Regions from separate parts of the Homo sapiens genome. Here region 1 is linked to region 2. Evidence: chromatin contacts called from ENCODE Hi-C or POLR2A ChIA-PET data. All regions are on one chromosome and are shown on one strand. Each heading gives the region's core, a stretch centred on a gene start or an enhancer-like site at or near the end of the contact. The rest is flanking DNA. Distances are from core to core; before and after follow the strand shown. Region 1 has its middle 7.8 kb from the start of MIR30C2. Region 2 holds the start of LINC00472 (long intergenic non-protein coding RNA 472).

Region 1 (7,443 bases), core at 835-3,334, 34 kb after region 2:
TGCTCAACTGCAGAAGCTTCATGTGAGAAAAAAGTTTCCTTTTCTCCACTGACATATTCTTCCACTTTTTCTTTATATAATTTCCTGCTGGTCTCTTTAATCCCCAGGCTTCTTTCAAACTCCTGTTTCTCTATATAGTAGCTTCCTGTACAAATGTATGTCACATTTATATGTGGAAACTTGCCTAAATAAAATTAGGCAGATGTGTGATGCCAGATATACACATATGACTCACCCCGCCCCTCCCCTTGCTTCATTTAGTTTCTGGTCAAATACCACTTTACTAAGAAAGGCCTTACCTGACCACCACCTCCACCTAAAATAGCTCTCCTTCAAATGGATCATTTGGCTTACTGCACTTCCCCTTGCAGCAGTTGTCACCACCTGTGAAATTATATAATATCTTAATTAATTGTATTTGACTCCATGAATGCCAGGATATCAGGGACTCACTGCTGAGTCTCTATAGCCTAGAACAGTGCTGGTACATAGCCCTTAAATTCTTTTACACAAAGAAGAACCTATTAAATTTTGTCAAATAAGAAACTTGAGGTTTATCTTAATGACAGAGTTGCTATTATCACCACCATCTGTTTTAAAGTTGAGTATACTAAAATTCATAGCCTACTCAAGGTCACACAAGTAGTAAGTGGAGCCAAGCTTCAAACATAGATCTCCTGACTCCATTCATATGACCCTATAAACTGTCTCAAAACAAAAAGATAAATTAATATAAATATTTATTGAATATGTCTTTGTAGAGAAAGCATAATAAGCATAAAGGGCAATGCGTTAACCTTTATCACAAGCAACCCTATTGGAATGTGTCAACTTATCAGAATGAATCAGGCCAGAATATCAAGTATAAATGAAGCCTGTAGTTAACTGAAAGTTGCATATCAATCAGGCACTCCAGTTTCTCTCCTCAAACTCTGAATATTCAATGAATAAGATAAAGAAATGGCTAATTTGATTTTACCTTTCATTTTTTTGACCTAATTCTAAGGTGACTACTCACTCCTCAAGATTTAACTAATGTTGCTTTATTTTTATCCCTCTGGGGAGACAGAAGAGATGATTGGGAAACACATGTTTGAAGTTTGTAAGTTCTGCTGCTTTCAACCCCACAGATGTCTCTTACTGCCCACTTGGGCCCTGGTGATTAAGCAACTAGATTTGGAGCCAGTCAGGCTTTTGTTTAGACATTTTAACTTTTTCTTGCTTTCCTTGCAAACTCCTCAGCCTTCAGACTGGTTGGAAAGTAAATGTACAATCTTACATAAATTTTCAGGTAATAGCATTTCAGCTTTTTCCCCAAGATTTTTTGCTTGGGAGGAGACAGATTAGACTGGATTCGGAGTCTTGATTTTGCAAAGGTAACAAAAGACATGTTTTTTTATAAGACTTTTCATCATAAGTTTATTTTATTCAACAGAAGCAAAATCTAATATAATGGAAAAAATAAAGATCTGTGATAAATCTGATCTGTGTGGATAAACACAATTAGAAAGACTTAAAGATTAAGTATTGAAACAAACTACCAAAATATTTTAATACTGATTTGTAAAAATTTCAGTACATTTTTCTTCTTTGCTTAATTCTACTGGGTCCTGTTTTTCATCAAAACATTCTATCATGTTAGTATACAATAGCCAAAAAAAAAAAAAACTGCATAAGGGAACCACCCTCAGTGCTGCTGAAAAGAAATCATTGTCAGAAGTTGTATTAGAATATAAAGAGTCTCTTATTCAGGTTTCCCTGAATATAATCAGCTACCTGAGAAACTTTTACATTTTTGCTCCTGTTTTAAAAGCAAAGTCAGTTATTGTGTGGCAAGCCAACATCTTTGGTTTGATCTACTTAAAAAGAGCATTACATCAATTATCTAAGTCTCATCATTGTGAGACTAGGTGCTTTCCTCTCCTTTGTCGTAAAAATTGTTGAAACATTGGGAAAACCATAATAAAAATTCGCCCACAAAAATGATTCACAATCTTACTATTCAAAGCCAAGTATTTTGGTTTTTACCTGTTACCTCCCAGTACCTGTCCATTTTTGTGCAAATGTAATCATGTGGGTATGCTGAAAGTAGTAGTTTGTGCTTTTTAAAAAAACGTATACTATACATAGACATCATATTAATCACTTAAATGACTGTATTATATCCACATACCACGTTGTATCAAATTACTGTTAAAATTGTTTTCATTTTGATGACTAATACTTCCATATAGCATTTTGGTTTCTATCACTTTATTTCCTTATGATAAATTACCTTAAGCAATGTCACCAAATCAAAAGCAGTGAAGCTAATAAAATTCCATTTACTGCAGCCGTGCCTACACTGTCTATATTATATATTAAATGTTGCTAATGTAGTAGTTGCAAAATGCTAACAAAAAATTCATCGGCTTGAATTTTTAATTACAAAAAAGTAGTTACCTCTATATTTTATTTGAATTTCTTCTTCAGAGATATATCACATAGCCCTGGAAGGGAAGCAGAGATTCTTGATTTCATTTTTGCATATTCAAATGTTGATAGACAAGGATTGATAAAGACATTGCATGATCCCCAGAGAATTAACTTGAAATCCTATATAATTCCCCATGAAGTCATAAGAGGCTGTGGAATAGTCAGATACATCTGAGCCTTGCCTACTTTTAAAATATCAATCAATGTTAATATCAAGCTTTTAGAACCAAAATGTACTTCCTTTCATTTATACTTTCTCTATGTTGTGCATGTTTACATAGATGCTGGAAAAAGTAAATCTGAGTTTAGATCTAACTCTTGGGTGAGTTTGAGCAAGTTTAAGTGTCAGCTTCCTCTTCTGTGTGGAGTTATTTGCAGTGTTAGGATAATTAGCACTTTGCACAGTGCTTGGAACATGGAAAGCACTGAAAAATGTTAGCTATTAATATTATGAAAGCCTGATTAATCATTAATCCAGAACTGTTTTAGCATGTGGTTTATTCAGGTAATTCAATGGAAGAACTATTTTTACATTTTAATTAGTACATTTTCTTTTTCTAACTATTTGGAGAATTTATAATATTCAGTTTTAACAGTAACTGATGGAATTACAGCTGTAAACATGTTGTACCAGCTGTGTTTTCTGAAGCAAATCTAAGTGATAAAAGCATGTTATCATCACCAAGTACATATAATCCTTACCCACATGGAGGAGTGTGCAGTTGGTAGTATAATGTGGTAAACATGATTTTTGCCCATTATGACCTTGTAAACCTATAAGGCAACACAATGACCAAGATAGAGACAGTTGCTGTTTCACAAGTCGACAATGGATAATTGTAGGAGACTCCACTTTTAATGAGAAGCAAACTATCATAATGGAAAATAGCCAGATAGATTAAAGCTTAAGCCATTGAGGTTGAATGGTGTACCTCTTATGGATAGCATATAGTTGTGTCTAGCTTTTATATACAGCTTGGCCCCAACAGGACTTTTCATTAGAGTGTTTAGTCCACTTACATTTACTGTAATTAGTGATCTAGCTGAATTTAGTTCTGCCACTTTACTGTTTGTTTTCTATTTTTCTCATATATTGCTTGTTCCTCAGTCCTTCTTTTCCTGATTTCTTTTACGTTAAATGTTTATTTTACCATTTTAATTCTGTTGTCTTTTTAAAGCTACATTTCTTTGCATTCTTCTTATAATGATTACTATAGGGACTATAATATGTGTATTTAATTTATCACAATGAAAACTATTTGCGAATTAACCTTGGTTTTACATATATAAATCTTGCAACACTAAAGTTCTGCTTACCTCCCGTCTATCCTTTGGTGCTATAGTTGCCATATACATTACATCTATATTTTTTAAAACACAAAATGCAGTGCTACAAGTTTGTCTTTAAGAAACTAAGAACAGTATGAAAAGGATGTTAAAATATCTGGGTAGTTATTAAAATAAATTATCTCTAAAATGAATTTTGTAATCTATTATTATAATTTTACTAGTTAGAATTTTCAATTGTTATTTTTTATATCTTTAAGAGGTGAACCGAGTATAGAGTATAGAACAAGAAAAATGTCAGGCAGTCAGCTGGACTCACTTGTTCCCTGGACGAATCTGTTTCAGTTAAATGACAGATCACCATAATCATATGGACCTTCAGGTTTTCCCACCAAAAGGCCAAACTGAAAATACGAAATTCCTGACCCATAAATATCTTACTGCATTGTAAATCATTTAGCATTCATTAATCACTATTTACAATTTTTTAAAAAAAATAAGGCTTGTGCCTTTTCTCATCTGTTTAGAATATTCAGTTTAGTAACTGTATGGCAACGTAAGTTACTGACAGGGAAAGCCTTGTAAGACAGTACTCATTTACTTAAAATGTGGAGTTTTTGCATTTCTTTACAATTGAATGGAAAAATTACCAGCAGTGCTTTGGGTTATAGTGACACCTGGTGGTACGGTTTGAGGTTTTAAAAAAATTCTTTTTAAATTTGTTACTCTTTTTTTTTTCTAGACCATTTTTTGTAAGGAATCATTTTATCAACTAGGATGACAAGAGGCCTCTCCCATCCTGGTTGCACATCACTTTCTATAACAGAGAGACATGGGCCAGAAGCCCTGATGGAGAAAGCAGCCAATGTCCCTTACATTTCCACCTTTGGCTTGAAAAAAAGATCTGTGCACTAAATACAGGGAAAAAAAAATGAAGTTAGGCTGGAAGAAGAAAGACATTGTTACATGGTAAAATTGGAAAGATTCATACCAACAGTACGGGATAAAGCAGGGGTCCCCAGCCCCTGGGCCACGGAACTGGACTGGTCCAGGGCCTGTTAGGAACTGGACTGCCCAGCAGGAGGTGAGTGGTAGGAAATGAGCATCACAGCCTGAGCTCCGCCTCCTGTCAGATCAGTGGTGGCATTACATTCTCATAGGAGTGCCAACCCTATTGTGAACTGCACATGTGAGGGATCTAGGTTGCCCGCTCCTTAAGAGAATGTAACTAATGCTTGATGATCTGAGGTGGAATAGTTTCATCCTGAAACCATACCCCCACTAAGCCCCCGCATCCATGAAAAAATTGTTTTCCATGAAACTGGTCCCTGCTGCCAAAAAGGCTGGGGACCGGTGGTATAAAGTACGTCTGAGAATGTATACTTACTGAGAATGTACCTTTATACCCTGTAAGATACCATAGTGTTTTATCATTTTATAAAAGCTGAGGCTCAGAGAGGGTTCTAAGAGTACTCAAGGTCACAAAGTTAATCAACTGTCTAGGGAAGCTAGAATTTCAAGTGAACCCTATCTCTAATTTGGCTCAAGAAAGAATTTAAATTTAAATGACCAGATGTAATTTTCAAATTTGTATACATGTTACATGAGTACATTCTCCTTTTAAAATATTGCCAATAAGGTTGAAATCATCTTTGATACCCAAGTTCTAGTCCCATCCCCTCCTCTTTTCTCCAGTGGTGACTCACACTATCGTTTCCAGATATCCCTCCCTGTCACACACGCGTGCACATATACTGTGTTAAATACAGAGATGGGTGGTCGCTTACCTGTGTGTTTGATACATAATAGTATTTGGTCAAAGTAACTTTTATACTGGTAAAACCTCTTCATTGGAACAATAATGCCTCATCAAAATCTGAACTCATACCACTAAGTATTATTATAATAATTTGGTATTCTATAGCAGTAACAGTTATTTCCAAAGACATTCCAATATGCCTGTAGTAAATATTCTAGATTTAATTAAAATATTGGCAGGACTACCGTTTTCCAGATTAAATTAAAAAGCAATTATTAGCATTGCAGATTAAGTTTTTAAATGAATATTTCAATTCAGCGACACTGGCTAGAATATCTTCTGTTTTGTCACAGTGTCACAGATCCCATCACCATCACTGTAAACTAAAATTAGCTAACTTTTAAACATAAGACCCACAATTATTTATTATAGCCCAAAATATCAGAATGTTCTTTAGCTTATAACCTTGCTCATAGAATATACTGGGGAAAGGACTCCAAAAATTGTCTATAAGAAAATCTTGGTTTTTTTTTTTTAAATCACTTTCATTGGAAATCCAACTGTAAACTCATATTGTTAAAAAAGTTCCCATAATGTTAATTTTTTTGGAAATTTGCACACTTAAAAGGAAACTAATATTGATAGGCAGCTGAAAAATATATATATTCACATATATATTTTGAATATATATTCATATATTTTCATATATATGAATGTCATATATTTTCATATATATGAATGTCATATATTTTCATATATATGAATGTCATATATATTTTCATATATATGAATGTCATATATATTTTCATATATATGAATGTCATATATATTTTCATATATATGAATGTCATATATATTTTCATATATATGAATGTCATATATATTTTCATATATATGAATGTCATATATATTTTCATATATATGAATGTCATATATATTTTCATATATATGAATGTCATATATATTTTCATATATATGAATGTCATATATATTTTCATATATATGAATGTCATATATATTTTCATATATATGAATGTCATATATATTTTCATATATATGAATGTCATATATATTTTCATATATATGAATGTCATATATATTTTCATATATATGAATGTCATATATATTTTCATATCTATTTCATATATATATGAAATTCATATCTATTTCATATATATATGAAATTCATATCTATTTCATAAATATATGAAATTCATATCTATTTCATATATATATGAAATTCATATCTATTTCATATATATATGAAATTCATATCTATTTCATAAATATATGAAATTCATATCTATTTCATATATATATGAAATTCATATCTATTTCATATATATATGAAATTCATATCTATTTCATATATATATGAAATTCATATCTATTTTCATATATATTTCATATATATTTTCCATATATATATATATAAATTCATCAGAACAAGGTTGTCTTTTTTTCTTCTGACCACACCAATGTAATGAAACAGTAAGTGTGAAAAAGAAAAAAAAAAATACAGGAATCAAGAGCCCAAAGAATTTTTAAGGAAACCATGATTGAATAGGTTATATCAGACTGACTGGTCTCCTAACTTTGATTCTGCCCACACCATTCAATAGAAAGAGGACATGGAATTCCAGCTATTCCCTCCACTATAGAATTTACTACATTTTAAATTTAAACAGGTTAATTTAAGCTACAGTAATAATTTGAGACAGAATCTCATCAAGCACAGATTCAAAGTACCACACTTTGAGGTCAGAGTGGAGAGAGCTTTTCCCTTGGGATGAACATGAGAAGGTTAATTAAAGAGGAAGTGGACTTTCTCAGAGCAAAGGGTATTTTCATAAAACCATGGAATCTTTGAGTTGGCTAAATCTCCATAAATTTTATGAACATATTGTGTTCTTTTATCTACT
Region 2 (7,051 bases), core at 1,063-3,562:
TTTTCACTCAGAAAATGAAATACATACAGTTAATTAACTGAAAATTACAACTGCTGGTTCAACTAAATTCAGCAAATTTTACATTCTAGTGTTACCATATGTACATTTGTTTGAAGTAGTAATTAAACTTCTGTACTAGACTCCATATTCTGGGAAAAAGTAAACATATTATGACACATGGAATCTAAAAATACACATTTATTTTCCTCTTTGACAAGTACAAAAGTGATAAGTGAATCTTCAATAAATGCCCCCAAAATTTAAAATTCAGTAATTGATTTATGGGTATAACTTTGACCCAGCCATTTACAACTTCCATCTAAAACTATATTAGCAGACATGGGATACGTTAACTTATTTTAAGCATATACATTGAAACTTGCTTAAGTTTTTAAACATTATGAACAGAGTATTAAACTGGACATTATGATACATCTTGTTTTTGAGGAATATACTAAGAGGAATACACTAAGAGTGAATAAAATTTCTCGAACGTTTTCCATCCAGAATTCTTTCCTCAGTATTCTTCTCTTCTAACATCCTCTTCATTAAAAAAGAGAAAGAAACCCTGAAAGTACTGCTTTGATCTAGAATGAACAGGCAGGAGTTTCATTCAGATCTATTTTGAGAGAAAACTGATGGGCTCAAAAATATACTTCAGTTGAAAAAATGTGCAGTCGAGGAAATATTAATGTTCTGATAATAAACAGAGAATAATAACACATTTAAGACTGTTCTGCACTTGGCACAGTATTTTACAGAAAGCAAAGTGCTTGACAAACACTATCTTGGAGGGATCTTACAGCACCCCAAGGAGGCAGGTAGAGCCAGGCGTATTGTTCTCTTGTAACAGAGTTAGTCATTAAGAGATTGGCTCAAGGTCAATCCAGAACCTGGATCTGTTGATAAAACTTTATTTCAGGGGTCATGTTATCCCCCGAACTTAATGTGGTAAGTCATGGTGAGTTTCAATCACGAAAGCAAGGAGGTAATATAGCCATATTTTTCTTGTTTGAGATCTCTCTCTTCTTTCCGTTCATTGTACAGATCACCCTTTAAAAAATGTATTTGGTCATCAAAATAATTTATAAAGAAGGAACATGCCACATGTGTACAAAAATTTTTAAATGCACAGTTTATTACCCGAAGAAATAAACTGACGTAACTATTTGAAGTACAAATAAGTGTAATTTTATTTTAAAAGATGCAAATATGTGTTGCCAAATACTGTTTTCGTCATGGTGTAGTCCACTTTCAGTAAACAACTCAATGAAGTTTATAAACTTCATATGAACAGTAACAAATGAGTCATCCTATTCAAATCAAATAAACAAATAACTAGTGTGCCTATTATTTGTAAGGTCCTGTGATCAAAAGGTACAGTCGTTTATAGCCAGTGCTTTACTCAAGTCCTTTCTTGATAGATAGATGGGTGGCAGATGGATAGAGATATCCTACATATCTATCATCTATCTCTACATTCTTCTTTTCCGGTATTTCATCCAACTTCCACTAAAGATAGTTTGTGTGACTTTATTATAGAAATAAAGTTCACAATAAAGATGATTTACATACAGAACTCTTATATTTTCATTCATGGAAAAAACCACAACATGGTGGTGCCAGTGACAGTCTGTGTTTTGGGGCAGGATAGAAACTAACCTGCTTCAGTTACCTGACATTCTAGCAAACTTATTAGGAACACAAACGCTCGGGTCTCTGAATGCACCAACCTGAGCGCCGGCTGATTAGGCATTGTAAAGCAGTGTTCTAAAAGGAAAGGCCTTCACTTAAACAGTGCTACAACGTGTTTGTTCAGCTTTCTTTCATACACAAACTTTTGCCAGAAAAGGCGTTTTAAGCCGAGGGTAAAGATTTTGTGCGTCCACCGTTCCCATCTTCAACTCTTTAGAATAATAGTCATTTAAGCACCGGACCTGTCTTCAGATTCTTACTTTGCGACACAGCTTTGGCCGGACTTGGCTTGATCTGGGCTCCAGGATCGGTCCCACCACCCGGGCTCGGAGCGGTTTGTTCCTAGTGGATCAGGGCGGGTGTGTTGCCGGAGTCGCCTTCTATTGGCTACACTCCCGGGGACTGGCTGGGCTTTCCGACACCTGATTGGGCGGAACAGCCCTCTGTACGCCGACATCATTGGAGGGCGCTGGAGCCAGGGGGCGGAGCGGGTTCCCCAGGATTCTTGACCGGGCGCGCTAGTCCGTCCGCTGAGCCGGGCGCGGGGCGCAAGAGCGGAGCTGCGCGAGCCGCTGCGGAGGGAAGGGCTCCTAGCCAATTGGGGTCTTTGAGGCGAATGCGAGGCTGGGGCCGGTTGCCTACCGGCCGCTTCTCGCCGAGGCAGTCCAGACTTTTCCCCCGGCGGTGCCCGCTCCAAGACAGCATCTGTCAACGCTCCTCTTCTCCCCTCCTCCTCCTGCCGGGCCGGGCTCCGCCGGCTGCGGCCGAGAGGACGCGGGACCCGGCGCGGTGAGCCCATCAGCTGTCAGGCGAGCGGCGAAGCGGCTGGAGGGCGGCGAGAGACACACAAAGAACGCGGTGGGCGGCGGCGGCGAAAGGGGACGGCAACTCCTCCCCGCGCCCGCCGGTGCCACCGCCGGCCGTGCTTGTTCCGAGGCCGCGCAGACAATGCGGCCGGGCTCGTCCCCGCGTGCCCCAGAGTGCGGAGCGCCCGCGCTCCCCCGACCCCAACTTGACCGTCTCCCGGCTCGCCCAGCCCCCTCCCGGGGTAGGGGCGCCCCCTCCCTCCGGTGGCCGGCGAAGGAAGTCGGTCCGCGGCCGCAGATCCCGGCAACTTGCGAACCGGGAAAAGTTTGCGGCGCCTCCGCGGGGCGGCGCGACGCGGCCCGCCCCTCGCGTCCGCGGTCATCGCGGGTGACTTTCTCGACTCGTCGTCAGCCGGGGCCGCAGCGCGGCCGGTGGGGACTGCGGGGCGGGCCGGAGTCCGTCCGAGGGCTCCCGCACCTCGGGCTGCGGGTGAGTCGGCTTTAGGCGCCGTGGGCTCAAGTGGTTTAGGGCACCTGGGCTTGGGAAGAAGTCGTGGAGAGAGCCTTTAATACTTTATGGAGCTGGCGGGGAGAACAAATAAAATTGCGGTAGCTTGAAGGGCACTGACATGCCACTGACTTGGGAACCGTATCCGTGGGAACTCTTCGGGTGCCGGCGCGACCAAGGGCCTGTGCGCGGCTGGGTGGGAGATGGAAAGGTTAGAAGGTCGCGGACTAGCCCTGCCTGCGACTGGCTCAGCTTGACCTTGGACCAGTGACTTTACCACTTAGATTTTTCTCGTGGGTAATATGTGGGGCCACAGCAACGTGGTCTATGCTGTCGTCCAGTTTTTAGACTACATCTCCGTTTTTGAGATTTTCCTAGGGCCTCAACACGGTGCGCGAGTTATCAAGCGATAGGCCAGGATATGTTTACATGCGCCTGGATTCACCTTTCAGCCTACTCAGAAGTAACTTTTAAGTCTGATGTTTTAAAACACTAACATTTAAAGGCTTTCCTTCACTATCCATTGCTTATTTTACGAACCTTAGGATTGTCGTATTTTGCTGCACCATTTGGAATCCTAGGGGCCAGGGTGGGGACAGAGAGCCAAGTCTGAGGGTGAAGTGGCAGGTGCCCCCGGGCGATCCCTGCCGGATCCAGTTGAGGGGGAGAACAAAGCATTTATTATGCATAAGAGAGAGTGAACAGGGCAGGTGTTTGTGTTTTTGTTTTCTGTATTATACTGAAAACTTTTTTTGGTTGGGGGGGTGCGGGCAGTGGAGGAGGGGACAAAGAAGAAAAAGAAATGTCAAAAAAGAGAGGAAAATGTCACTTATACCCAAAGTAAATCTTAAAACTAATGTAAGTCTTCCTTACAGGAACAGCAACACATAATGCAAGTACATCTTGATCTAATTTTAATGAAGGATTGAAAATAGCTACTGTGTTCAGTATTACTGACGCCAAGGCAGCTCACTTACATAATCTTCTTTGTTGAGATGTGTTAGTGGCATGTATAATTTTGATAAATAATTAATGTTAAAGGTTTAGTCCGGCAATGGTATTGAAATATTGTCGTCACAGATTGTATTGCAAGACAATGGTGTGTAAACTTTTGGTTATCATGATAACCTGCATTTTTTTCTCTAAACAGTAAAATCACACATTTTTCATAACCAAAATTCTCTTAAATAATGCATGTGTACTTTGTCAGTAGTGTATACAGGAGAAATTATTTTGTTCTGTAAATGACAAAGTCTTTCAGTTTTCTCACCATTTCATGAGAGTGAATTCTAGATTTCAGGTACTCCACTGGGCATTTTCTCTTCATGGAGCTTATAGCAACAAAAGTGTTTTACAAAAGTAAGTGCATAAGTATAGATACTCAACCAATATTTGCTGAATAAAATACTCAGATGACAATAATTAAAAGTCCATCTTGTTCATCCTTAAAGAGAATGATGATCATGCTTTAGTGGAGAGAATGAAAGTATCAAAGAAAGAACTGGCAGAAAAACAGAGCTTAGTTCCAGTATCTAGCCTAAATGTTTATGCTTTAAAACAGGTATACGCATTTGAAAAGAGACAAAGACAAGTGATAGGGTTTCTAGGAGAAAGATAGCAGTATTGATTTAACGTAGTACATTTTATGACCTAGTTTTGTTTGAAGAACACGAACGTTTGTAAAGGTATATTTCTTAAATAATCAGTAGCTGTTTGCATTGTGATTGGATGTCTAATTAAATGGCCTAATCGTAACCATAATATCTCACTTGAATGCTGTTTTTAAATTCATTTTTAAAATAGCTTGAAATAAACCAATTTAGTTACATGAAGGAAAGTATACCTTTTGAAATCAAAATCCACAGTGAGGAAAAATTATTGTCAGTGTATCACCAAATGTAAATTAAGCACTGGAAGTAGCATCTTGCCAAGAAGGTCTTCACTCTAGACAATCACTTTGTGTAGAAGAGGTATAATGTGGAATGTGGACTGCAGTGAGAGATGCCCTTATTCCTCTGAGGGTCTATTTGGTGACATCAGGAAAATACTAACGCCCCCCCACCACTTCACCATTTGTAAACCTGGCAACTTCTGGAAAGCCTAGTGGCCTTATTTCAAAGTAACCACTCAACCTAGAACTTAGCATTGATATTTGAACAGGCTATTTTTGTAGAATATGGGTTCTCCTCTGTGCAGATTTGCTGGCTGGGCTATCTTGTAAGAGATCACAGCAGTTTATCTCAGAGTGTAGTCCTTAGATCACCTGTGTCAGAATCACCTGTAGTGCTTACAAAACTTCAAAATCCTGGGCACATCCCACATTTACATAATCAGAATGTCTGTGAACAGAACCTAGAATTTCTGTTCATAAAACCCATTTATGCCTAGTGTTCCATTATTGGAATGCTGAGCTTGTGGGAGTTATTTATATCCTACGGCTCGAGGTCATTGCCAAGGTCTGATTTTTCGCAAAAAAATGTGCAACCTCTGGCATAAATGGGTTAATGAACTCCTTCAGAAGTGAGAGTTAATTACACTAAATTTTAAGAATTAGTGTTAGAGTTTTCTTGCCACAGTTGTAATGCTCATGTTGCTTTCTTCCAGGAACATTAAAATCTCCCCAGATGCTCACTGCTCTGATCATTTCCCCTACAGCACCAGACATGTTGGCATCATCTCTTAGTTGGGCCATGTGGCCAGGGAACCCTTCATGAAACCACCTCTGCAGGTAAATCAACATAGAATATACCACCTACAAGCAGAGTTAAGGCTGCTTTGGGACACAAGGCTCAAGAGACCACAGTTCACAGACCCCTCCTACTAGTGGGATACTCCCACCATCCTCCTTAACCTGTTGGTGATTTGTGGGAGTGGCAGTCCCAGCGTTCTGTTCAACTAGGGATATACCGTTTCAAGCAAATGATTGGAAATGGACCCTAAGGGACGGATGACCTGAGAGAGAACAGACAAGAATGGTGGATGGAGGGCTGTCCCTTCAACATCCTTCAAGCCTCAGATTTCAAAAACTTTAGTCCTAAAGCAGATAATTTGGCAAGCAAGTGTGGCTAAGCCCAGGCACCTCTGTTCTTGGTTGTCAAAACTTTAATCTACAAACTCATATAATGGCTCCTATAATCTCTATCTATAAATGCCCAACATGTGAGAATTTTCAAGCTTATCAGTTAAAAAAAGGTCGGGGGGCAGTGATTGTTTAGAAGAGAGGTTCAAAGCATAGGTTGAGGAGTCAACCAGTCCTGATTGCAATCCTAGTTTTGCCATTTACTGCTTGGGTGGCTTCAACCTACATCCTTGACTCTAAGTTTGTTTCCTTACTTGAAAAATGAGGATAATAGTACTGCCTCATAGGAGTTGTTTTGTAAATTATGTAAGATTATAAATTAAAACATCAGCTAATAAATCACACGGTATATATTTAATATATGTAGCTTTTAATTTATTATAATAACTTTTTCAAATTTCCTTTTTAGTCCTGGAGAGTTGCTGTAGAAGAAGGAAAAGAGAGGAAGACAACACAACACAGGAGGGGATAAGTACCTCTGGACACAATGGAAGTAGTAGTTGTTGAGCAGAGGGAAAGGGATAGGAGAAGGATGTGGACTGCAGTGCTGCAGTGCCAGGTAATAACTTTGATCATGTACCTCCTTGGCTCAGGTGCTGTCTCTTCTACTCTCCTCCTTACTTGTACTACCTTATTTAGCACTTAATTATATACTTTCTTGACTCACTTTGAGACACACTGATTATGTGGTCTGCCTCAAAGACAGAATCCTAGTTTTGGATTTTAGCATTACTGATCTATAGCCTTGCAGGGGCTTAAGGATGGCAGCTGTCTCTCTCCCTTGGGATCTAGCTTTTGCAAATATTGAAGGGAAGAGATTTCTTTGATCTTATAGGAATAGATCCACAGTTCCTCTCCAGATTTGCTTTTATAGAGAAGTGTGTGTCACCAAAACAATGGAGATACGGTCAGAGAGGCCCCTACCCCCAGAATTTTAATATAATTTTACTTTCTGGGGCATTT

The links. Hi-C counts contacts between places; a loop is a spot of excess contacts on that map. ChIA-PET counts read pairs that join two places held with the same protein, here RNA polymerase II (POLR2A). Pooled maps may share reads with other maps.
Region 1: a map of endothelial cell of umbilical vein shows a loop between it and region 2 (6-fold over the local background). The contact joins the enhancer-like site here to the promoter of LINC00472 in region 2. A Hi-C loop is called at or near these places in 28 of 168 maps with a recorded cell type or tissue (Calu3, IMR-90, MCF 10A and 14 more) and 24 of 50 pooled maps. POLR2A ChIA-PET finds 5 or more read pairs at or near these places in 8 of 52 experiments (GM12878, HEK293T, MCF 10A and 5 more).

Annotation. Positions count from the first base shown.
Region 1 is chr6:71,381,077-71,388,519 of GRCh38, reverse strand. No RefSeq gene overlaps it. Among named protein-coding and RNA genes, the nearest start is that of MIR30C2, 7.8 kb to the right of the region's middle. Within about 2 kb of position 2,084, at least 4 of the 41 ENCODE cell types and tissues checked have a DNase peak (open chromatin) inside an H3K27ac peak, as active enhancers do; they include PC-3, PC-9, endothelial cell of umbilical vein and 1 more, where a contact is called at or near this core.
Region 2 is chr6:71,416,006-71,423,056 of GRCh38, reverse strand. LINC00472 (long intergenic non-protein coding RNA 472) reads left to right here and starts at 2,312. Exons shown (of 3, transcript NR_121614.1): 1 at 2,312-2,991; 2 at 5,665-5,737; 3 at 6,498-7,051. It overlaps LINC01626 (long intergenic non-protein coding RNA 1626), which reads right to left and starts at 2,030. Exons shown (of 8, transcript NR_121615.1): 1 at 1,956-2,030.